Regions from separate parts of the Homo sapiens genome. Here all the other regions are linked to region 2. Evidence: chromatin loops called from intact Hi-C (ENCODE). Cell type or tissue: HCT116. All regions are shown on one strand.

What was found. Peaks named below come from ENCODE experiments on the same cell type or tissue, not always from the same donor. Only the 100,000 strongest peaks of a DNase experiment are listed, where the experiment ranks them.
Region 1: a loop joins it to region 2, with 8 times the contacts of the local background. A loop is called at or near these places in 7 of 110 quality-filtered maps.
Region 3: a loop joins it to region 2, with 9 times the contacts of the local background. A loop is called at or near these places in 80 of 110 quality-filtered maps.

The regions. Positions count from the first base shown.
Region 1 is chr22:29,768,599-29,776,598 of GRCh38, reverse strand. It overlaps UQCR10 (ubiquinol-cytochrome c reductase, complex III subunit X), which reads right to left. Exons shown (of 2, transcript NM_013387.4): 2 at 6,186-6,921. The coding sequence ends at 6,880. Among named protein-coding and RNA genes, the nearest start is that of UQCR10, 5.2 kb to the right of the region's middle. In HCT116, a CTCF peak has its summit at 4,145; DNase peaks (open chromatin) are centred at 3,128 and 4,178; H3K4me3 peaks cover 69 bases; H3K27ac peaks cover 1,511 bases.
Region 2 is chr22:30,085,158-30,093,157 of GRCh38, reverse strand. The region is part of intron 1 of HORMAD2 (HORMA domain containing 2); the gene reads right to left. Among named protein-coding and RNA genes, the nearest start is that of HORMAD2, 8.7 kb to the right of the region's middle. In HCT116, a CTCF peak has its summit at 4,072 (motif pointing right); DNase peaks (open chromatin) are centred at 4,007 and 5,906; H3K4me3 peaks cover 405 bases; H3K27ac peaks cover 387 bases.
Region 3 is chr22:29,632,894-29,640,893 of GRCh38, reverse strand. NF2 (NF2, moesin-ezrin-radixin like (MERLIN) tumor suppressor) reads right to left here. Exons shown (of 16, transcript NM_000268.4): 2 at 4,018-4,143; 3 at 1,682-1,804. Among named protein-coding and RNA genes, the nearest start is that of NF2, 33 kb to the right of the region's middle. In HCT116, a CTCF peak has its summit at 4,953 (motif pointing left); a DNase peak (open chromatin) is centred at 4,933.

The sequences.
Region 1 (8,000 bases), 320 kb after region 2:
CACACACCTGTAATCCCAGCTACTTGGGAGGCTGAGGCACAAGAATCATTTGAACCCGGGAGGCAGAAGTTGCAGTGAGCCGAGACGGTGCCACTGCACTCCAGCCTAGGAGACTGAGTGAGACCCTGTCTCAAAAAAAAAAAAAAAAAAAAAAAAAGATAAAAGAAACAAAGCGCATGTAACGTTACTCTTCAAACCAGAGTCACTCTCCATAAATTATCAGTTTGATTTTCTTCATAGCCCTAACCTGAGCTGAAATTCTTTTTTTTTTTACTTTTTGTAGAGACAGGGTCTCATGTTGCCCAGGCTAGTCTCAAACTCCTAGGCTCAAGCGATCCTCCCGCCTTGGCCTCCCAAAGTGTTGGGATTACAGGCATGAGCCACTGCGCCCAGCTTAAGAGATATTTTTGAGCACAAGAGAGAAGCTAGGGAAATGACATTAACTCCAGTACTCTTAGGAGAGTGGTCCTGCTTGCTCAGAGTTATGTGGGATCAGAGACTTTCTGGAACTCACTTTCCAAGGTACCCAAGTATTTAACTTTTCCTAACACCTGTGCTGGGGAGCAAGTGGGAAGCCCTTGAGGCTTTCTGACTTTAAAGACTGTCCCAGCTTTTGCCTCCAGGAAATGCCTCAGGCTAAGCTTGGGAGGGAGGAGAACTGTTTTCTAGTTATAAACAGCTTCTTGGTGCCAATTGGAGGAGGGTGTTAATCCTACCTCTTCCCACCTGCATGGCAGTCCCATCCAGGGAGCTCTGGGGCGGGGGGGTGGGGAGGCAGCTCTCATTTGGCAGTGCCACCGAGGGACAAGTCCTCATTGGCATCTGAGGAGGGAGTCCTGGGCCACAAAGCAGAGGGGTTCCAGGCCTGGAGCCAGAGCTGGTGGCTCACGTTTCTTAGCTCTCTGTATTCACTCTCTATCTGGGAAACCCCCTTTTAATTTATGTACCCCACCTTATAAAAATAATACACGGTTGATGCAGAAAAGTTAGAAATCTAGAAAATACAATGGCAAAGAAAAATAACGGTGGGATACAGTGACTCATGCTTGTAATCCTAGCACTTTGGGAGGCCAAGGTAGAAGCATCACTTGAGGCCAGGAGTTCAAGACCAGCCTTGGCAACATAGCAAGACCCCCATCTCTTAAAAACAAACAAAAAATAGGCTGGATGGGCACGGTGGCTTATGCCTGTAATCCCAGCACTTTGGGAGGCCAAGGTGGGCAGATCACCTGAGATCAGGAGTTCGAGAACAGCCTGGCCAACATGGTGAAACCCGATCTCTACTACAAAATAAAAAAATTAGTCAGGCATGGTGGTGGGTGCCTGTAATCCCAGCTACTCGGGAGGCTGAGGCAGAACTGCTGGAACCCGGGAAGTGGAGGTTGCAGTGAGCCGAGATCACGCCACCGCACTCTAGCCTGGGTAACAGAGCAAGACTGGGCACAATGACTCACTCTTGTAATCTCAGCACTTTGGGAGGCTGAGGCAGGAGGATCACTTGAAGCCAGGAGTTCAAAACCAGCCTGGTCAACATAGTGAGACTCCATCTCTATAAAAGAAAAATTTTTAAATTAGCTGGGTGTGGTGGCAGGCAACTATAGTCCCAGCTACTGGAGAGGCTGAGGCAAGGAGATCCTTTGAGCCCAGGAGTTGGAGGCTGCAATGAGCCATGATTGTGCCATTATACTTTGGCCTGGGTAATAGAGTAAGACCCTGCCTCAAAAAAAAAAAAGACTTCTTAATAAAACTAACTTTAATTCTTTATGCATTTTTGTTTGTTTGTTTGTTTGTTTTCAGATGGTGTCTCGCTCTGTCACCCAGGCTGGAGTGCAGTGGCACGATCTCGGCTCACTGCAACCTCTGCCTCCCAGATTTAAGCGATTCTCCTGTCTCAGCCTCCTGAGTAGCTGGGACTACAGGCAGACACCACCACGCCCAGCTAATTTTTGTATTTTTAGTAGAGACAGGGTTTCACCATGTTGGCCAGGCTGGTCTCGAACTCCTGACCTCAAGTGATCCACCCGCCTCAGCCTCCCAAAGTGCTGGGATTACAGGCGTGAGCCACTGTGCCTGGCCCCTGCTTTATTGTTTACCAGAATGTTGCCCTCAAATAATTGGGAACAATTTAATATAAGTTGCAATCTTCAACCCCCAGAGTCATTCTCTATGTGATGCTGAAATCATTCATAAACATCTGAGACCAGGGATAGTGCCTCACGCCTATTTTCCTAGTGTTTTGGGAGGCCAAGGAGGGAGGATCACTGGAGGCCGGGAGTTTAAGAGCCTTCTGGGTAATGGCAAGACCACGTCTCTGCAAAAAATTAGCTGGGCACAATGGCACACACCTGTACTCCCAGCAACTCAGGAGGCCGAGGCAGGAGGAGCCCAGGAGTTCAAAGCTGCAGTGAGCTATTATGGCGTCTCAAAAACAAAAGTCTTAGAATAGCCTCCGCTTTGGTTCAGGGCTCCTTTTTTTTTTTTTTTTTTTTTCTCAAAAAAAAAAAAAAAAGCACACACACAGAAAAAACAAAAAAACTTCTGAATAAAACTAACTTTAATTTTTTATGCGTTTTTTGTTTGTTTGTTTTTGAGATGGGGTCTCGCTCTGTTGCCCAGGCTGGAGTGCAGTGGCACAATCTCAGCTCACTGCAACCTCTGACTCCCAGGTTAAAGCGATTCTCCTGCCTCAGCCTCCCGAGTAGCTGGGATTACAGGCATGAGCCATCACACCCGGCTAATTTTTGTATTTTTAGTAGAGACAGGGTTTTGCCATGTTGCCCAGGCTGGTCTCGAACTCCTGACCTCAAGTGATTCACCTGCCTTGGCCTCTCAAAGTGTTGGGATTACAGGCGTGAGCCACCACGTCTGACCGCGCCTGGCCTGGTTTAGGTCTTGATTTGACCCCCAGAGCTATACTATCTTCAGCAGGTCATGATTTTTCTAGGCTTCAACTTCGTCTTCACAAAGATACACCTCAGGTAGGAAAAACTGGACAATTTCTAGGGTCTCTCCTACCTCTCCATGGGTTTCCTGACCTGAATCTTCCTCCATCAGAGAAGATTCTGGATAATCCAGCTCTGGCTGAATCACATCAGGCTGTAGGTGAAAGATGGCAGACGGGTGAGTCATTTACCTTACTAGGCCAGGCAGCCACCCCAGCTACAAAACAACTGCTCTATGCCTGCTCAGGGCTTCCCAGTGTTCTCCTCTGGCACTCCCAGCCAGGAGGCACGGTTTCCAGCCAGGCTGCAAGGTCTCTAACAGCCATCAGCTCTAACCAGGAGCCAGGCATCAGCCTCCTAGCTAGGCTCTCTGCTTTTATTCCCACCCACTTCCAATCTAATTGCCCCACAGTTCCCAGAGTGAGGTTTTTATATGACAGAGCTTGTTGCTCCCTTGCTTAAGACATTTTCAGTAGTAGCTACTCATTCTAATTTTGGTAAAATCCAGATTCTTTTTTTTTTTTTTTTTTTTTTTTGAGATGGAGTCTCACTCTATCGCCCAGGCTAGAGTGCAGTGGTGAGACCTCAGCTCACTACAACCTCTGCCTCCCAGGTTCAAACGATTCTCCTGCCTCACCCTCCCAAGTAGCTGGGGTTATAGGTGCACGCCACCACGCCCCCGCTAATTTTTGTATTTTTAGTAGAGACAGGGGTTTCACCATGTTGGCCAGGCTGGTCTTGAACTCCTGACCTCAAGTGATCCACCCACCTCGGCCTCCCAAAGTGCTGGGATTGCAGGCATGAACCACTGTGCCCGGCCCAGATTCTTCACTATGACTTACCAGGTCCTGAATGATCTGGTCTCGTGTATTCTCCACCTTCAACCTCATCTACCTGGCCTGTGAGCTCCTGCAACACAGCAAGTGCTTTCCCCATATGGGCCCTAAAACCTGCTACTTCCCCTGCTTTGCCTCTAACGCCCAACGTAAGTGGCTCATCTTTATCACCTATCGGTCTCAGCTCTTCTGAGGCTTCCCTAGACCAGCTGTCACCCTGGTTAATCCCTCCCTCTCCTTGCACTGCTTCCCAGAGCCTTTGGCTCAGTCTGTAATAATACAGGATGGCTTTTAGTGTCTTCCCCATAGGAGTTTAAGCCCCACATGCTATATTACCATCATATGTCCTGCTAGCACAGTGCCTCACAGTGGCCAGCCAAACACTTGCTGAATGAATGACCAGACGTTTCTCCAACTCCTCCTCTTCACATTCCTACTGCTCCAGCCTTCCAGCAGAATCGTCTGGTTTTCTGAGTCCTTAGCCTCCATGTCTCTCTGCCAACAGTTTCTTCCATGTGCCAGCATCTGTGACTGTGCTAACTGCATTACAGCTCGTCTATTTTTTTTTTTTTTTTTGAGATGGAGTCTTGCTCTGTTGCCCAGGCTGGAGTGCAGTGATGCGATCTCTGCTCATTGCAACCTCCGCCTCCCGGGTTCACGCCGTTCTCCTGCCTCAGCCTCCCGAGTAGCTGGGACTACAGGCGCCCGCCACCACGCCCGGCTAATGTTTTTGTATTTTTAGTAGAAATGGGGTTTCACCGTGTTAGCCAGGATGGTCTCAATCTCCTGACCTCGTGATCCACCCACCTCGGCCTCACAAAGTGCTGGGATTACAGGCGTGAGCCACCACGCCCGGCCTACAGCTCCTCTATTTTTAAAAATTTAATTTAAAAACATTTTTGGCTGGGCATGGTGGCTCACGCCTGTAATCCCAACACTTTGGGAAGCCAAGGCAGGAGGATGTCTTGAGTCCAGGAGTTCGAGACCAGCCTGGGCAACATGGCAAAACCCTACCTCTACAAAAAATACAAAAAAACTAGTGGGGAGTGGTGGCGCACACCTGTAGTCCCAGCTACCTGGGAGGCTGAGGTGGGAGGATTGTTTGCACCCAGGTCGAGGCTGCATTGAGCTGAGATCAGGCCATAGCATTCCATTCTGGATGACAGAGCAAGACAGTCTTGCTGTCTCCCAGGCTGGAGTGTAGTGGCGCAATCTCGGCTCACTGTAACCTCCACTTCCCGAGTTCAAGCAATTCTCCTGCCTCAGCCTCCCGAGTAGCTGGGATTACAAGCATATGCCACCACACTCGGCTAATTTTTGTATTTTTAGTAGAGATGGGGTTTCACCATGTTGGCCAGGCTGGTCTTGAGCTCCTGACCTTAAGTGATCCGCCTGCCTTGGCCTCCCAAAGTGCTGGGATTACAGGTGTGAGACACTATGCCCAGCCAAAAATTTTTAGAGACAGGGTCTCACTCTCCCCCAGGCAGGAGTGCAGTGGCACAATCATAACTCACTGTAACCTTAACTTCTTGGCTCAAGTAATCCTCCCACCTCAGCCTCCCAAGTAGCTGGGATTATAGGCTGGTGCCACCATGCTCAGGTAATTTTAAATTTTTTTGTAGAGGCAGGGTATCTCACTATGTTGCTTAGACTGGTCTTAAACTGTTGGCCTCAAGCAATCCTCCCACCTCAGCCTCCTAAAGTGCTGGGATTACAGGCCTGCAACTCCTTTAATACTCCCAAAAATCCCACACAGTATGTTCTACTACCCCATTTTACAGATAAGGAAACCGGAGTTCAGCAAGTTCAAGTGCCTTGCCCTTGTGTATTAGTCCATTTTCACGCTGCTGATAAAGACATACCCGAGACTGGGTAATTTATAAAAAGAGGTTTAATGCATTCGCATTTCCACATGGCTGAGGAGGCCTCACAATCATGGTGGAAGGCGAAAGGCCCGTCTTACATGGCAGCAGGCAAGAGAATCAGAGCCAAGCAAAAGGGGAAACCCCTTATAAAATCATCAGATCTCGTGAGACTTATTCACTATCACGAGAACAGTGTGGGGGAACCGCTCCCATGATTCAATTATCTCCCACCGAGTCCCTCCCACAACACATGGGCACTATGGGAGCTACAATTCAAAACGAGATTTGGGTGGGGACACAGCCAAACCATATCACCTTGGTTCCCATAGCTAGAATCAGTGGAGTAAGGATTCAAACCCACCAACTAAGCACTTTTATGAACTGAACTCATCAGAGTGGAACTGTGGCAGGAGGCTGTGACCCAGAGAGGTATGACTGCTTACCAAAAGATACTCAGTAATAGGCAGAATACACCAAGCTTGTCCAACCCGTGGCCTGCAGGCTGCACGCAGCCCAGGATGGCTTTGAATGAGGCCCAAACACAAATTCTTCAACTTTATTAAAACATTATGAGATTTTTGCACAAACCATTGTTTTTTGTTTTAGCTCATCAGCTATGGTTACTGTATTTTATGTGTGGCCCAAGACAATTCTTCCAACATGGCCCAGGGAAGCCAAAGGATTGGATACCCCTGAACTATACCCTAGGGTGGGGAGTGGCTAAGACCCCTAGGCCAGGGTCTTTCCCCCAGCTGAGGCCATAGTGCTTCCCCATGGCCAAGACAGTGAGGTATTTAAGAATGGAATTACTGGCTTAGAAGCCAAAGTTGACTGTAATATCTCCAACTCTGGCTCCTGTTTTGAAAACCAGAATTCTTTGGAAGTTAATGGAAAACTCAAAATAGCAGATTCTGCCTTTGGGGTGTTTGCAGAGGGCTTTGAAGTGGTCTCAAATTACTGACAAGTGAAGATCAGGTAGAGTTAACAAAGCAACCAATGTAGAAGCAGGTCTCAAGGGCAATTCACATTTATTTCCTGAGCATGCTGACTAAACATACTTCAAACACAGCAGAAGGTAAAGAGTCTGTTTTGTAAGTAAAGCCGTTTCTTGCCAACAGCGAATGGTGGTCCATGAAGAGTACCTTGAGCATCATCTTCAAGCTGAGGCTCCAGCTCTGGGCAAACAGCTGCTGGGTGGACCTGGTCCTTCTGGCCTGGATGGGGGCCTCCAAGGAACTACTTGTTCTCATACTTGTGCTTGATGTGTTTCCACAGCTTCTGCATTTTAAAGACAAGAGCCACAAACTTTGACCTTTGCCTCTCACATTTTACAACTACTCCCACTGCCCTGGTCTCTAAAATGAGCTTGGGGGAAACACATGCCATGTCCTGATTAAAAAGATACACTTGTGGTGGGCAAACTCGAAGCAATCCTATGCTTGATGCACATTTTTTTTTTGAGACGGAGACTCGCTCTATCGCCCAGGCTGGAGTGTAGTGGCGCAATCTCGGCTCACTGCAACCTCAGCCTCTTGGGTTCGAGCGATTCTCCTGCCTCAGCTTCAAGAGCAGCTGGGAATACAGGTATGCGCTACCCGGCTAATTTTTGTATTTTTAGTAGAGATGGGGTTTCGCCATGTTGGCCAAGCTGGTCTCAAACTCCTGACCTCAAGTGATCTGCCTGCCTTGGCCTCCCAAAGCGCTGGGATGACAGGTGTGAGCCACCGCGCCGAGCCTTCATGCATAATTCTTGGCATTTATAAAATACTATGATGCTTTCAATCACCAGGTGAAGTAAGTGGAAAGGGGTGATCTTAATTTCACAGGAAATTCAGTTTGAGATTGAGGGAAGTGCCCCAAAACACACAATTATTAAGGAAAACAGCCTGGAAGATGTCTCAGTTCTTCAACTCCCAGGTATTACTGAAGAGATTATAAGTGCGTAGTCCCAAAATATTTCACCATGAGCCATTTAAGACATTTCCTGGGACCTAAATTGGCTGAAATTCTCATTCCCAGAAGCACAAGAGGTTGAGCACAGTGGCTCACGCCTGTAATCCCAGTACTTTAGAAGGCTAAGGCAGGAGGACTGCCTGAGCTCAGGAATTCAAGACCAGCCTGGGCAACATGGTGAAACCCCATCTCTACAAAAAATACAAAAATTAGCTGGGCGTGGTGGCGCATGCCTGTGGTCCCAGCTACTCAGGAGGCTGAGGTGGGAAGATCACTTGAACCCAGGAGGTCAAGGCTGCAGTGAGCTGTGATCATGCCACTGCACTCCAACCTGGGCGACAGAGTGAGATCCTGTCTCAAAAAAACAAAACAAAACAAAAAAAAGCACAAGGAAAATGGGTGAG
Region 2 (8,000 bases):
ACAGAACACAAAAAGATGGAAAGGCATCCCGTATTCATTGATTAGAAGAATTAATATTGCTAAAATGATCATATTAATTACCCAAAACAATCTACAGATTCAAATGCAATCCCTGTCAAAATACCAATTACACTCTTCATAGAAACGGAAAAAAACTCCTAAAATTCCTATGGAACCACAAAAGACTCTGAACAGCTAAAGTAATTCTGAGCAAAAAGAACAAAGTTGGAGGCATCACATTACCTGGCTTTAAAATATACTACAAAGCTATAGTAACCAAAACAGCATGGCACTGGTATAAAAAGAGATACATAGACCAATGGAACAGAATAGAGAACCCAGAAATAAATCTGCCTATTTACAACCAGCTTATTTTTGACAAAGTCACCAAGAACATACATTGGGGAAAAGATACCCTTGTCAAAAAATGGTTCTGGAGAAACTGCATATCCACAGCAGAAGAATGAGAGACCCCTGTCTCTCACCATATACAAAAATAAACTCAAAATATGTTAAAGACTTAAATGTAAGGCTCAAAATTATAAAACACAGGAAAAATGCTTCAGGACATTGGTCTGGGTAAAGATTTTATGGGTAAGACTTCAAATGCACAGGTAACAAAACCAAAAATACACAAATGATATTATATCAAACTAAAAAGTTTCTACACAGCTAAGTAAATAACCAACAGAGTGAAGAGACAGCCTATAGAATGGGAGAAAACATTTGAAAACTATTCATCCAAGAAAGAATTAATATCCAGAATATACAAGAAGTGCAAGCAACTCAAAAGCCAAAAAAAAAAAAAAAAAGCAAAGGATCTGAATAGACATTTCTCAAAAGAAGGCATACAAATGGCTAATAAGTATATGAAAAAATGCTCAACATGATTAATCATCAGGGAAATGCAAATTGAAACCACAATGAGATATCATCTCCCCACAGTTAGAATGGCTATTATTAAAAGGACAAAAAATGGCCAGGCGAGGTGGCTCACACCTGTAATCCCAGCACTTTGGGAGGCCAAGGTGGGTGGATCACCTGAGGTCAAGAGTTTGAGACCAGTCTGGTGAAATCCTGTCTTTACTAAAAATACAAAAAAAAAAAAAAAAAATTAGCCAGGTGTGGTGGCATGCACCTGTAGTCCCAGCTTCTTGAGAGGCTGAGGCAGGAGAATCACTTGAACCGGGGAGGTGGAGGTTGCAGTTAGCCAAGATCTTGTCACTGCACTCCAGCCTGGGCAACAGAGCAAGACTCCATCTCAAAAAATGAAATGAAATAAAATAAAATAAAATAACAAAAAATAACGAATGCTGGCAAGGATGCAAAGAAAAGAAAATTCTTATACACTGTTGGTAAGAATGTAAATTAGTACAAGCATTATGGAAAACAGTATGGAAGGTCCTCAAAAATCTTAAAATAGAAACCATATAATCCAGCAATCCTACTATTGGGTATTTATCCAAAAGAAAAGAAATCAGTATATGGAAGAGATATCTATACCTCCATGTTTATTGCAGCACTATTCACAATAGCCAAGATATGGAATCAACCTAAGTGTCCATCAACAGATGAATGCATGAATAAAATATAGGCCGGGGTGGCAGCTCATGTCTGTAATCCCAGCACTTTGGGAGGTTGAGGCAGGCAGGTTGCTTGAGCCCAGGAGTTCAAGACCAGCCTAGGCAACATGGTGAAACCCTATCTGTACAAAAAATACGAAAATTAGCTGGGTGTGGTGGCACGCACCTATAGTCCCAGCTACTTGGGAAGCTAAGGTGGACTACTTGAGCCCAGGAGTTCAAGGCTGCAGTGCAGTGAGCCATGATTGCACCACTGCACTCCAGCCTGGGCAACAGAGCAAGACTCTGTCAAAAAAAAAAAAAAAAAAGAAAGAAAGAGAGAAAGAAAGAGAGAGAGAGAGAAAGAGAAAAAGAAAGAAAGGAAGGAAAGGATATATATACACAATGGAATATTATTCAGCCATTTAAAAAAGCATGAAATCTGTCATTCACAGCAACAGAGATTAACCTAGATGATATAATTTTAAGTGAAGTAAGTCAAGTACAGAAAGATAAATACCATGTGTTCTCACTCATCTGGGAGCTAAAACAGATGAGCTCTCAGAAGTAGTTATTAAAAGCTAGGAAGGGCAGCAGGGAGGAGGTTGGATAGGGAGAAGTTAGTTAATGGATATAAAATTACAGCTAGATAGGAGAATAAATTATATTGTTCTATAGCACTGTAGAGTGACCACAGTTAACAATGATTTATTGTATATTTTAAAATAGTTCAACACAAAGAATGATAAATGTTTGAATTGATGAATATGCTTTGACTTGACCATTACATATTGTATACATGTATCAAAATATCACTCTGTACCCCATAAATATGTACAATTACTGTGTGTCAATTAAAAATTTTATAAATGATTATTCAAAAATGGAAAATAGTAAGTTGGTAAGGATGTGGAGAAATTAAAACCCTTATGCATTGCTGGTGGGAATGAAAATGGTGCAGCCATTGTGGAAAATAGCAATGGCATTCCTCAAAAAGTTAAACAGAATTACCATATTATCTAGCATTTCCATCTCTAGGTATATATTCAAAAGAATTGAAACCAGGGACTCAAACAGATACTTGTACACCAATGCTCATAGCCACATAATTCATATTAGCCAAAAGATGGAAACAGTTCGAATGTCTATTAAAAGATGAATGGATAAACAAAATGTGGTATTTACAATGGAATATTACTCAATTGTTTTATTTGTTTGTTTTGTTTTGTTTTTGAGACGGGGTCTCCTTCTGTCACCCACAGTAGAGTGCAATGGCGTGATCTCGGCTCACTGCAACCTCCCGCTCCCAGGCTTAAATGATTCTCCCACCTCAGCCTCTCGAGTAGCTGGGACTACAAGCATTTGCCACCACACCTCGCTAATTTTTGTATTTTTTGTGGAGATGGGGTTTTGTCATGTTGCCCAGGCTGGTCTTGAATTCCTAGGTTCAGGCAATCCACCCGCCTCATCCTCCCAGTGTGCTGGGATTATAGGCATGAGCCACCACACCCGACCCCTATTCAATCTTAAAAAGGAATGAAGTTCTGATACATGCAACAATGTGAATAAATCTTGAAAACATTATGCTAAGTGAAAAGCCAGACATAAAAGGACAAATATTATATGATCCCACTTATATGAGGTACCTACAGTAGGCAAATTCACAGAGACAGAAAGTAGAATAGAGGTTACCAGGTGCTGGTGGGGTAGAAGGAATAAAGAGTTTAATAGGTATAGAGTTTCTGTTCACGATGATGAGAAGGTTTTAGAAATGGATAGTGATAATGGTTGCACAACATTGCAAATGTGCTTAGTGTCACTGAGTTGTACACTTAGAAAAGCTGAGGTGTTGAGTTTCATATTACAGTTTACCACAATAAAAAAGTTAATATTTAAAATACATCTAGTTTTCACCCTTATTGTTTTGTTGATATAAAAAAGAAGCAGCCGGGCATGGTGGCTCATGCCTGTAATCCCAGGACTTTGGGAGGCCAAGGCGGGTGGATCACGAGGTCAGGAGATCAAGACCATCCTGGCCAACATGGTGAAATCCCATCTCTACTAAAAATACAAAAATTAGACAGGCATAGTGGCAGGCGCCTATAGTCCCAGCTACTCAGGAGGCTGAGGCAGGAGAACGGCGTGAACCCGGGAGGTGGAGCTTGCAGTGAGCCAAGATTGCGCCACTGCACTCCAGCCTGGCCGACAGAGCCAGACTCCATCTCAAAAAAAAAAAAAAAGAAGCAGCAGCAAATTTTCCCTTTTCTTTACAAAGTCTTAATTTAATTTCAACTGGGGCTTCTTTTCAAGGTTTTATGAAGTTCTGACCAAAATACTTGTAAAATAACTTCTTTAAAGATATTCCATTCTGGATCACCAAGGATAGCCTGTGACCGGTTTTTGTGTATCCATTAATGCAAGATTCTTGAAGATTTTTCCCAAGAGGGCAGAATTATTTGCGAACACTGCCACAAGGTGGTGATAGAGATTATAAATAGGTGGTAATATTAAATTTCTTTCAAATTATTTCTTCAGAGGGGCACTAGGGGACACTCTTTTACAATATTTTATATATGAGACTGAAAACCACCAATAGTTCTTTAACCCTTAAAGATTCCAAGCTATCTTTACTTGATTTGAGACTATAACCTTCATATCTAATACATCAGTTGTCCCCCTTAAATTTCAAAAAATAAAATGGGAAACAAAGTAGCTCTAAGAGTTTAAGATCTAGTCCCAGCCCATTAAACCATAATACACTACCCACTACTGGGGTAGTTATTAGTCTTAGACACAATAAATAAGAGAAATCATGATTTTCTAGAATAGTTTTCTATATTAGTATAGAATACTAATATTAATAAAACTAATAAAACTTAATAAAACTTACTTTTTAATTTTTAAATTAATTTTTAAATTAACTTTTTTAATTAATAAAATTAATAAAACTAATAAAACTTACTTATTAAAACTTACTTAATAAAACTAAATAGTTTTCTAAATTAGTAGGGTTTTAAAAATTTCTCTATGATCATAGACATTCTGATGTCATTTCTAGGGAATCAAGCTCTGAAAATAGCATCAGCCAATTAGAACACAAGGCATTACTACATCCATATTTTTGCAATGTATGGATGGCCTAGATTAAATTAATATTACCATTGAAAACTCTGAGGCATTCAGGACACTTGCTATTGAGAAAGGATTCAAGCAGGTTAATATTAGCATTTGGTAAATTCCTTAGGAATTGACATTTATAAAAGTAAAATTAAATTTTATACATATATGTATATATGTGTATATATATGTATGTATATATGTGTGTATATATGTATATATGTGTGTATATGTATATATGTGTGTATATATGTATATATGTGTATATATGTATATATGTATACATAGGTATATATGTATATATGTATACATAGGTATACGTGTATACATATGTGTATATGTACACATGTGTACGTGTGTGTATATGTACACGTGTGTACGTGTGTGTATATGTACACGTGTGTACGTGTGTGTATATGTATACGTGTGTACGTGTGTATACACATATACAGATCTGTATATGTATATATGTATGTGTGTGTATATATATATGTATATATATAGAGAGAGAGAGAGAAATAACCAGCAGTATAATCTAGTAGAAAGAGCCTTTAGAGTTAAGGAACCTAAGTTCAAATTCTGACTCAGTTACCTAGCAGCTGGCATGGCCAGGCACAGTAGGAGATAACTGGATCATCTGGGCAGTTTCTCATGAATGGTTTAGCACTATACCCTCAGTGCAGTTCTTGCAATAGTAAGTGAGTGAGTTATTGCAAGATCTGGTTGTTTAAAGGTGTGTAGAACCTTTTTTTTTTTCCTCTCTCTCTCTCTCCTGCTTTGGCCATGTAAGATGTGCCTGCTTCTCCTTTGTCTTCTGCCATAATTGTAAGTTTCCTGAGGCCTCCTCAAAAGTCAGGCAGATGCTACCATGCTTTCTGTACAGCCTGTGGAACTGTGAGCCAATTAAACCTCTTTTCTTTATAAATTACCCAGTCTCAGAAATTTCTTTATAGCAATGCAAGAACAGACTAAAACAGAGCTCTTCTTTTTTACTTCTACCACACACTCCCTGGATGAACAAATACACTCCCATTGTTTCAAGTATAACTTCTATCTTATTGATTCTTATGTGTATATCCCCAACCCAGGTCTCTCTCAGAAGTTGCTGACTTGTTCTTCTAACTGATCATAAGACTGTTCCACCTTGATGTTCTCAACACATTTGAATGTGAATTATTTTCCCCAAAAACTTACTTCTGTTCCCTCGCTCAGTGAATGACATCATCACATACCTAGTTGCTCAAGCACAAAATCTGTGACTCAACCTTAATCCCTTCCTCGTTCCCATGTTCCATCACCTTAATATTTCTCAAATGTAGGCCAGGCGCAGTGGCTCACGCCTGTAATCCCAGGACTTTGGGAGGCTGAGGTGGGCGGATCACCTGAGGTCAGGAGTTCAAGACCAGCCTGACCAACATGGAGAAACCCCATCTCTACTGAAAATACAAAATTAGCTGGGCGTGGTGGCACATGCTTGACCAACATGGAGAAACCCCATCTCTACTAAAAATACAAAATTAGCTGGGCGTAGTGGCACATGCCTGTAATCCCAGCTACTTGGGAGGCTGAGGCAGGAGAATCGCTTGAACCCAGTAGATGGAGGTTGCAGTGAGCCAAGATCACGCCATTGCATTCCAGCCTGGGCAACAAGAGTGAAACCCTGTCCCCCTGCACATACATATATATATATATATCTCAAATGTGTCCAACTCCTCACTTTAGCCAGGTTGTTGTCATCTCTACTTTAAATCAACCAGTCTCATCTTTTGCCTGTACTGCTGCAACCACCAATTTCCTGTCACTGGTATTCTCCTTCTCCAGTCTGTTCTGTATATTGCAGCCAGAGTTTTTAAATTACAAACTCGACTATGCATTTTCCCAGATTGAAATACTTCAATGGCTCCCCACTACTCTCAGGATAAAATCTAAAACTCTTACCATGGCTTCAAGATTTGACTCATGCCTCCCTAGCCTCAGCTCTATTTTCCCTTATACTTTTATTTACCAGCTATTCTTACCTTCTTTACCCCAAAGGACTATATTCCTTCTAGCTCTCAGGATTTTGCAATATTCCTTCTGCCTGAAACATCCTCCTCCATTCCCAATTCCTACTCATCTCATAGATATGGTGTATTAGTCCATTCTTGCATTGCTATAAAGAACTACCTAAGACTGGGTAATTTATAAAGAAAGGGGTTTAAATGACTTACAGTTATGCAGGCTACACAGGAAGCATAGCTGGGGAGACCTCAGGAAACTTACAACCATGGCAGAAGGGGAAGGAGAAGGAGGCATGTTTTACACGGCCAGAGAAGGAGGAAGAGAGGGAAAGGGGAGGTGCTACACACTTTTAAACAACCAGATCTCATGAGAACTCATAATTACAAGAACAGCAAGTGGGAAATCTACCCCCATGATCCAGTCAACCCCCACCAGGGCCCTCCTCCAACACTGGGGATTACAATTTGACATGAGATTTGGGTGGAGACATAAATCCAAACCATATCATATGGCTTAGTAAAATTTCCTTAAGGGATGACTTCCTAATTCCCACTACCACTATTACGAAGTCTGGGTTATGTGCCCTTTGCAATATATACTGTACCATAGTTGTCTTTAAGTATCCCCTGACCTACTGTGAGCTAACATGAGAGCAAAATTGTGTCTAGCTGTTGTGTCAGTCTAGCTCATTCTTTATATTTTAAAGTTTTATTTATTTATTTATTGAAAAGGACTCTCACTGTGTCACCCAGGTGAAGTGCAGTGGTATAATATCAGCTTACTGCAACCTCTGTTTCCAGGGTTCAAGCCATTCTCCTGCCTCAGCGTCCTGAGTAGCTGGGATTACAGGTGTGTGCCACCACATCCAGCTAATTTTTGTATTTTTAGTAGAGATGGGGTTTAGCCATGTTGGCCAGGCTGGTCTAGAACCCCTGACCTCAAGTGATCTGCCCACTTTGGCCTCCCAAAGTGCTGGGATTACAGGCATGAGCCACTGCACCCAGCCTTTAAAGTTTTTTTAATAGGTATAATTCAGTGGGTTTTAGTATATTCACAAAATTCTGCAACCATCTGTTTAATATAGTATAAACCATCAATTTAGTGTATTCACAAAATAATGCAAACACTATCAATTCCAGAACATTTTCATCACCCCTAAAAGAAATCCCATGCCTATTAGCAGTCACTCCTATTCTCTCCTTTCCCCAGCCGCTGGAAACCACTAACCTACCTTTCATCTTTATGAAATTGCCTATTCTGAACATTACATATAAATGAAACCATACAATATGTGATCTTTTGTGTCTTGTTTAGCTCATT
Region 3 (8,000 bases), 450 kb after region 2:
CCAAATTGCTGGGATTACAGGCATGAGCCACCACGCCCAGCCTAAGAGTGTCCCTTTGATCTGCAAACATCAGAAATAAATTTGTCACCTCTTTTGCGCGTGCACACACACACACACACACACACGCCCCCCAGACCTTTTTTAAAAAGAATTTAGGGGGTTTTATTATATTTAACTTAATATTTGCTGACCACAATATACTGAGGCTGAAATTAATTACAGGAGGGCTATGTGACAGACTACCCAACTATCTCTGGGAAATCATGTAATTAATGCCCCTACTGCCATCTTTTACATTACTGAAACCTTTGAGCACACAAATAGCCCCAGTGCCAATCACTGCAACTGGCCATGAAACTGGGGAGCCACTCTGACCTGCAGTAAGAACATAAGTGAAACTGATAAGGTTTTCATCCTCAGACCAGTTCCCCTCCCTGTGCCTCTGGATGGTCAACCTGTAATTGTGAATTTCTTAATTTCTTCAATTCGGTGGGACAATTACTTATGGAATGCCTACTGTGTACTTAATGAGGCTTGCCTTTAAGGGGCTTACAATCTAATGAGGAATTAAGGAAGAAATAGGACAATTAGAGACACAGCATAGCATGAAGCACGATGTCTGAAGTACCACATATGGGGGACAAACCAAGTGTCACTAGAGCTCTGAAGTCCTCTTTTTTTTTTTTTTTTTTTTTTTTTAAGACAGAGTCTCACTCTGTCACCCAGGCTAGAGTGAAGTGACTCAATTTTGGCTCACTGCAACCTCCGCCTCCTGGGTTCAAGTGATTCTCCTGCCTCAGCCTCCTGAGTAGCTGGGATTACAGGCATGCATCACCATGCCTGGCTAATTTTTGTATTTTTAGTAGACATGGAGTTTCACCATGTTGGTCAGGCTGGTCTTGAACTCCTGACCTCGTGATCTGCCCGCCTCAGCCTCCCAAAGTGCTGGGATTACAGGGGTGAGCCAACCCGCCCGGCTGAAGTCCTTTTTTTTTTTTTTTTTTTTTTTTTTGAGACGGAACCTCACTCTGTTGCCCAAGCTGGAGTGCAGTGGCGCGATCTTGGCTCACTGCAACCTCCATCTTCCAGGTTCAAGTGATTCTCCTGCCTCAGCCTCCCGAGTAGCTGGGACTACAGGCACCTGCCACCACACCCGGCTAATTTTTGTATATTTAGTAGAGACGGGGTTTCACCATGTTAGCCAGATGGTCTCGATCTCCTGACCTTGTGATCTGCCCGCCTCGGCCTCCTAAAGTGCTGGGATTACAGGCCTGAGCCACCATGCCCGGCCAGTCCTCTCTTAATGAGAGCAGATTTTAAACTTTTGGAAGAACTACTGCTTTATAAGACTCTCTCTTTAGCCTTCCTTTGAAACTATTGAGTACTTTTAAGTTAGCTAGAAGAAAATAGGACCCATTTTCAAGGAGGTTTTAAGTTAGGTAGCTACTTGTATCCATTCTTCACCATCACACCTTCACAATTTCATCTGACACCAATTTTCATCACTCAAGTATAGTTCTGTTCTGAAGCCTTTTTTCCATTACAGAACCAAAGGGGCTGACCTTCCAGAGGTAGAATATTTTTGCAATACAAAGGTGTTTGTGGTCAACTCTGAGGCCAACTCTGCAACCACTCCTGGGCAAGTTCTCTCAGAACTGGGGGGTAGCCTTGACTGATGTACCTGTAAGAAGAATAAATGTTGTGTGATCTCCTGAACCAGCTCCTCTTCAGCATTCTCAGGATAAAATTTGGCCAAGAAGTGAAAGGTGACTGGTTCTTCCTTTGAAACATCATGATCCAGTACCTGCAGAATTGCAGAGCAAAAGACAAACACACTATATTGGCACTTCCTCCTGTGCTACCCTCAAAGAAGCCTTTGCAAGGCGTGCATTAAATTTTTTTCCCACTAAATTTATCACATTTCCTGAAAGTTGTGATTTTACAGTTTGAAGTATTCACAAAGTCACCTATAGCAAGAGGTAATATTCACTTCCTATGGTGTTTCTGAAACAAATTAATCAATAGCCCCAAGAAGTGAGCAGAGCTAGGATTAAGGCATAAATGTTCTCAGGGCCACAGAATAGTTAAAAACTAGAAATGTATCACTCAGCAGTCTTGGACACTGTCCTTTATGGTAGGTGGAAGGTTTTTTAATTATCTGAAGTAGTGGAATCTTCCTTTATTTCTTTTTTCTTGGTGCCTACTGCCAATATTTAGGTCCGTGATAGAATACGGCTTAGAGCGCTGGGCGTGGTGGCTCACACCTATAATCCCAGCACGCTGGGAGGCCACAGCGGGTGGATCACCTGAGGTCAGGAGTTCAAGACCAGCCTGGCCAACATGGTGAAACCCCATCTCTACTAAAAATACAAAAAATTAGCCAGGTGTGGTGGTGGACACCTGTAATTCCAGCTACTCGGGAGGCTGAGGCAGGAGAATCTCTTGAACCCAGGAGGTAGAGGTTGCAGTGAGCCGAGACTGCGTCATTGTACTGCAGCCTGGGCAACAAGAGCAAAACTCTGTCTTAAAAAAAAAAAAAAAAAATACAGCTTAGAGATGATGAACTAGATCATTATGAAGTCATCTAAACATTAACTGAGCAACAGAATAAAATGTGTCCATCATGGCAACCCTTTGTTTCAAGGAACCTCCAGAGATGCCCCACAAAATACTTGAAGCACAGTCTGTAAACCACTGCCTTTAAATCTTCTAACAATTCCATTCACCCCTGTAAAGCTTGAACCATCTGCTCTCCAGAGTGAATTTCAAGACATAAACACGCCATGTGACAGGCTACAAGGCTCCATTAACATGTGTCATGATGTATTTCCCTTGAGCAGCAAGTTCCACGGCTCCTGATGCCCCCAGTCTAATATCCATTTGGCCTACACTCAGCTATCATTAAAATTCACTTTGCTAAGAATCATGAAAAACATACAAAAAGTTTTGCTGTCTTTGACACATAACTCTCCATGCTCCTGCCCAAATTCTAGATGGCAATGCCAAGGAGATTCAAAATCTGGTCTACGACACCCTCACTGACAGTGGCCCCCAGTGGCACTTAGATGCTCATGATCATTGGGAATTACCATTGAACTTACAACCAGCAGGGATTCCCATGTGATTATTTAGATTACTGTGTACATATGTGAACACAATTCGAACACTTAAGCTTTGAGTCAAACTGGTAAAAAAAAAAAAAATAGGAAGCTTTCATTATTTATTATGCTCAGGTAGGCAACTGGAGGGGGCATCATTTGGGGTAAGAATTAGACATTGACTTACTTTGAAGTTCAGGTGTCTTTTAGGAGTTACTGACAAAAGCATATGGTCCTGCTCCCCGCCTGCCTTTCATGGCTAGGTAGGCAGGTCAGTAAGCAAGTGTATCCTTGTGTGAACATATGAACCCATGCAGAGGGCAGTTCCTTTAGGCAATATTCATTTCCAAGCCACATTAAAATTGCCAGGAGCCCAGCTTTCTTGGCCATGTGTCAGAAGCCCCAGAGAATCCTGAGGACAAAATGGACATTCTTTCACCCTGGGGACCAGGCACTCTCTATTCCTTAGATCATATTAATGATTACTTCATGTCAGACTATGGTGTTCCTCAAAAAGACTTTAAAAAATTCCCTAAAGAACACAAGCCCCAATACTCTCTAAAAGACACAAATTGGTTATTTTTAAGTATATGAAGATAACAGTAATTTTTATTCATGAAGTTTTTATTCATAAACTGAAAGGCATAAAGCCAGAAGCAATCAGGCTGGTAACAATGGGTAAAGAAGCCAGGGCCAGCAGCAGTCTAATCCTGGTAACTTCTGCTTGCCCAGGAGAGCCTGTGAGGAGAAGGAAACTGGTAGCATCTCTACGTCCTGCTTTCTGCATGACTTAATTCAGGAATGTGCCCCCTTCTCTACTATACAGCTACAGCGCCCCAGTGATGAGCTAGGCGCCTGCTCAGGGAAAAACTGGAAAGCTCACGTCAGCCCCACCAGTTTCATCGAGTTCTAGCCCAACCTTCTTGTCCATTTTGAGCCAGGCCACTGTGTCCTTGATTGTGTACTGCAGTCCAAAGAACCAGGTTTCTCGGAGCCCCAGAGTCCGGCACACCAAATCAAAGAGGTCCTTCCCTTTCCACTTCATCTGCAATAACAAACCAATGGGGAAGGACACTGTGAGCAAAAATCATTAATAAAACCTTTTCTCTGCACTCTCCACTCTCAGGTTCCAAAACGTGGGGATGACACTAAGACAGCTGATGAGGACTGAATTCCTAAATAATTTTAAAGCTTCCTTTACAAACCCATGAGTGGGAAAATACCAATTAGAGCTTAATGGCTTAATCACTGCAAAGCATACACAATACATCCCTTGGACAGTTCCTTACGGATTTTAACATCTCCAAAGCTGCTAATTTAGGAAAGCTGGTAAATAAGCATCCTCATTTAGGAGAGTCTAGCCTCTTAAGTTAACTCGGGGAGATGGCTAGCTTCTAGGGACATTCATTCCCTTGAAATTTTGTTGTTGATTTTTTTTTTAAATCATTACTTTGCCCTTTGATAAAAGGCTAGTATTCCTTTAAATAAGACTGGTTTTACTACAAGTTTTTTTTTAATATAAAGAAATCATAATCAAAGTCATAAATCATGGAGAAAAAGAACCATGAGAGACCAGACAGTCCAATCACAGGTCTGTCCTGTCAAGGATGCCTAACTGAGGCCAAAGGGGAAGCTACTCACCCAGTCACCCAGAGCAAATTCAAACTCCTGGTATCTAAACCCAGGTGACGAATAGATATCAATATACTGTAGTGTGTTTATCCTATAGCCTCACTTTCAAAAGAACCTGAAGCAATGGCAATCTCTTTTCTCAGCTATTCCATCTGCTATGTGGAAAAGCAAGTTCAATGTCTTAAGGGAAGAGAATGGCTGGCAACTTAGTAAATGTTGCCACCTAGTGGCTTTCAAGTTAAACCACCAGGATGTTCCCATACAACCCCTTAGTTGCTGCTTGCCCCCTCCTTGCCCCAACCACCCCTAAATATCAGATGGACATTCAAATACAAACTCGAGTGCATTAGGATCATATGAGATGCATCATAGAAATGGTGGTCATGAAAGAGTAATCTTTCGACAGACATGGGAAAAATGAGACCACTCAATTGCAGAAGCATCCGTCCCTTCCTGCCCTCATTAGAAATCTCCACTCAAAGTCTTGGCACACTGAAGATGTATATAATGAAAAGGAATGAAAAAAATTCTTAGGCAGCCGGGCGTGGTGGTTCACACCTGTAATCCCAGCACTTTGGGAGGCTGAGGCAGGCGAATCATGAGGTCAGGAGATCGAGACCATCCTGGCCAACATGGTGAAACCCTGTCTCTAGTAAAATACTAAAAAATTAGCCAGGTGTGGTAGCGCATGCCTGTAGTCCCAGCTACTCGGGAGGCTGAGGCAGGGGAATCACTCGAAACCGGGAGGCGGAGGTTGCAGTGAGCCGAGATCATGCCACTGCACTCCAGCCTGGCGACAAAGCAAGACTCCATCTCAAACAAACAAACAAAAAATCTTAGGGTTTAGAGACTTGCTATAAAACCAAGAAGGGAAAAATAAGTTAGACCTCTGATACCTGATTGGTTTTTGCTAAAACCTGATTCTACAGGGGAGTTTTCAAGTAGGCTTTTCATTTTTAACACATATGAATGAACAGTGGGTTCTCTACAAGGTACTCAACAGGAAAGCCCATCCCTTCTCTGTGTTTGCAGTCAAAGTCAAGCAAAGCAGCAACCTAGATGGAAGAATATCAGGACCACAGCAGACAAGTAGCTGAGATGCATACTGGCTTTTATCTTTTAGCAGGGCCGTTTCTCCTATCTGTCCTTCAACTTCTGCCCTGTCTCCTCTCTGACTATAGTGGGGCCACTGGAACACTATAAAGATTGAGGTCTTTAGGGATTATTTTGAGAAGAATAAAAGAAAATGATGAGTTTTATTTTTAACAGATGATCTCCTTCCTCGTTTTTAAGGCTGAGTAATGGGCACATCCATTTCCCAGTCTGACAATAGGACAAAAAGCTTTTTAATTCACCAAAAGTTTTAATTCCTACAGGCAGACTTCACTGAAGAAATGTTATTTTGGAAAACTAGAAGTTTCAGGATGCTGATTATCCTCTTGTCTCTATTTTAAGGCAGCTCTAGTATATAAATTATAAATGACTACCTTGCTACAAGATAATGTAACATTAAAGAACAGGCATTAACTTGGAAAAGGTAAACACCCAAGGGTTGAGAAGATCAAGGTAACGATTCCCAATCTGCCATAACTCATGGTCATGGCTGGGCTGGGCTTTGGCAAGAAGGGGCTGTCTGTAAGTGGGGTGTGCAGTGCAGAGAAACAAAAGCTGCCAAGGGAATGATGAGTGAATTTCCTGACATGGGAGTTTAAATTCTCCAGCATAAAATTGTATTAATGCAGTTTTCCTGTATTCCCTTCTACTTTGTTTTTAAAATGCAAAACTGTCTTTGTTGAATGCAAAAAGACAATGTATTTGTCCCCTTGGCACTTGCAATACAGTGAGAAGTGCATCAACTCTGACACCAATTCAGAATGCCCTACTTAGATTTTTAACTTTGACACAAAGGATCGTAGACTGTCAAGAGTTGGAAATGAGCATGAGTAATTACCTAATGTAGACTCATACCCTTTTTGTGCAAATAAGGAAACTGAGTCACAGGATTCTTTGCCAGCTGCCAAAGCATACACTGGCCTTTTTCACGGTGATCTAACATAGGCAAACCGCAGACCCTAGAGTGCCTCTTTTCCTGTTCTGTGGGGTCCCTTTGTTCTTGCTGTCCAGCACTCCCCAGACACCTTTTCCAGTAAGTAACCAGTGTTTGAAACAAAATCCATTCTCAGAAGAGTCAGATATTGCTCGTTTACAGCTCAATGTGAATTAAGCCTCTGTTACCTCCCACTTATTCTTTCAACAAGGATTATAGAGCACACCCTACATGCCAACCAATGTTAGACACTGATGCTACAAAATGGTGGAAGCAGTGTTCTGCAGGAGAAACAGGCAAGACCTAGGTCAGAGAAGGCTTTAAAGAGCAAGTGAGAGTTAGATGCAGGAGAGAAGGAAATAAGTCTTTTTTTAAAAGTCATGCTTTCTACAGGAAACTGCAAGTCATCTTGTAAAGCTTAAACAGACAGGAGGTGGCATGGCGGGAATGGGGCTCCATTTGGGACCAGGTGGCTCAACTTCAGCCAAAAGCTGCAAAGTCTTTGAAGACCCTTGAGCAGACGAGTCATAGGCTCCAATCTGCAATCTGGATGGGCTCTGACAACAGGGTGGAGTATGAGTTGAACAAAAGAAGCCCTGGATCAAGAAGGCCAGAAAGTAGGCCAACCCCTGACATAAGGAAGGCAGTAGAAGGGAGAGAAGGCAGCCTGAGAAACGGAAAAGAGGCAGAGTCACAGAACAGGTGCCTGAACAGGACCAGAGGAGACAGAATTAAGAGGGACACCTGTGTGTCTGGCTTGAGTACCAGGTGGTTCCACTAAAGGAGAGATGGAATCAAGGAGAAGCAGCAAATCTGGCAGGGATAGACCAGCAATTAAGTTTTAGACAAGATGAGTGAAGGTGCCTGAGGAAACCAAGTAAAGACGTTCAAACATATTTGATTTAAAGCCCTAATTCCACTTATAAAATAAAATTTTGTCTTTAAGCAATTAAGAAGTCTTTCTGTTTGGTTAAATCTAACCTCAACATGTTGCTACCTACATCAGGTTCCACTTTCCAACAAGCCCTTCCCCAAATGCATGAGGTTTGCTCAGTCTTCCTAATTTGGGTTTCTACTTCTTTAAAAACAAGCGCCATTGGTCACAGTTGCTCTGGGTGGTTCTCAGGACACCCTGGGAAAAGAGGTCTTGGGGTGTGGACGGGACTTCCAGGTGTCAGCCAACTTGCCAGAATATGACCAAGCTCATCTTCAGTGTCATCACT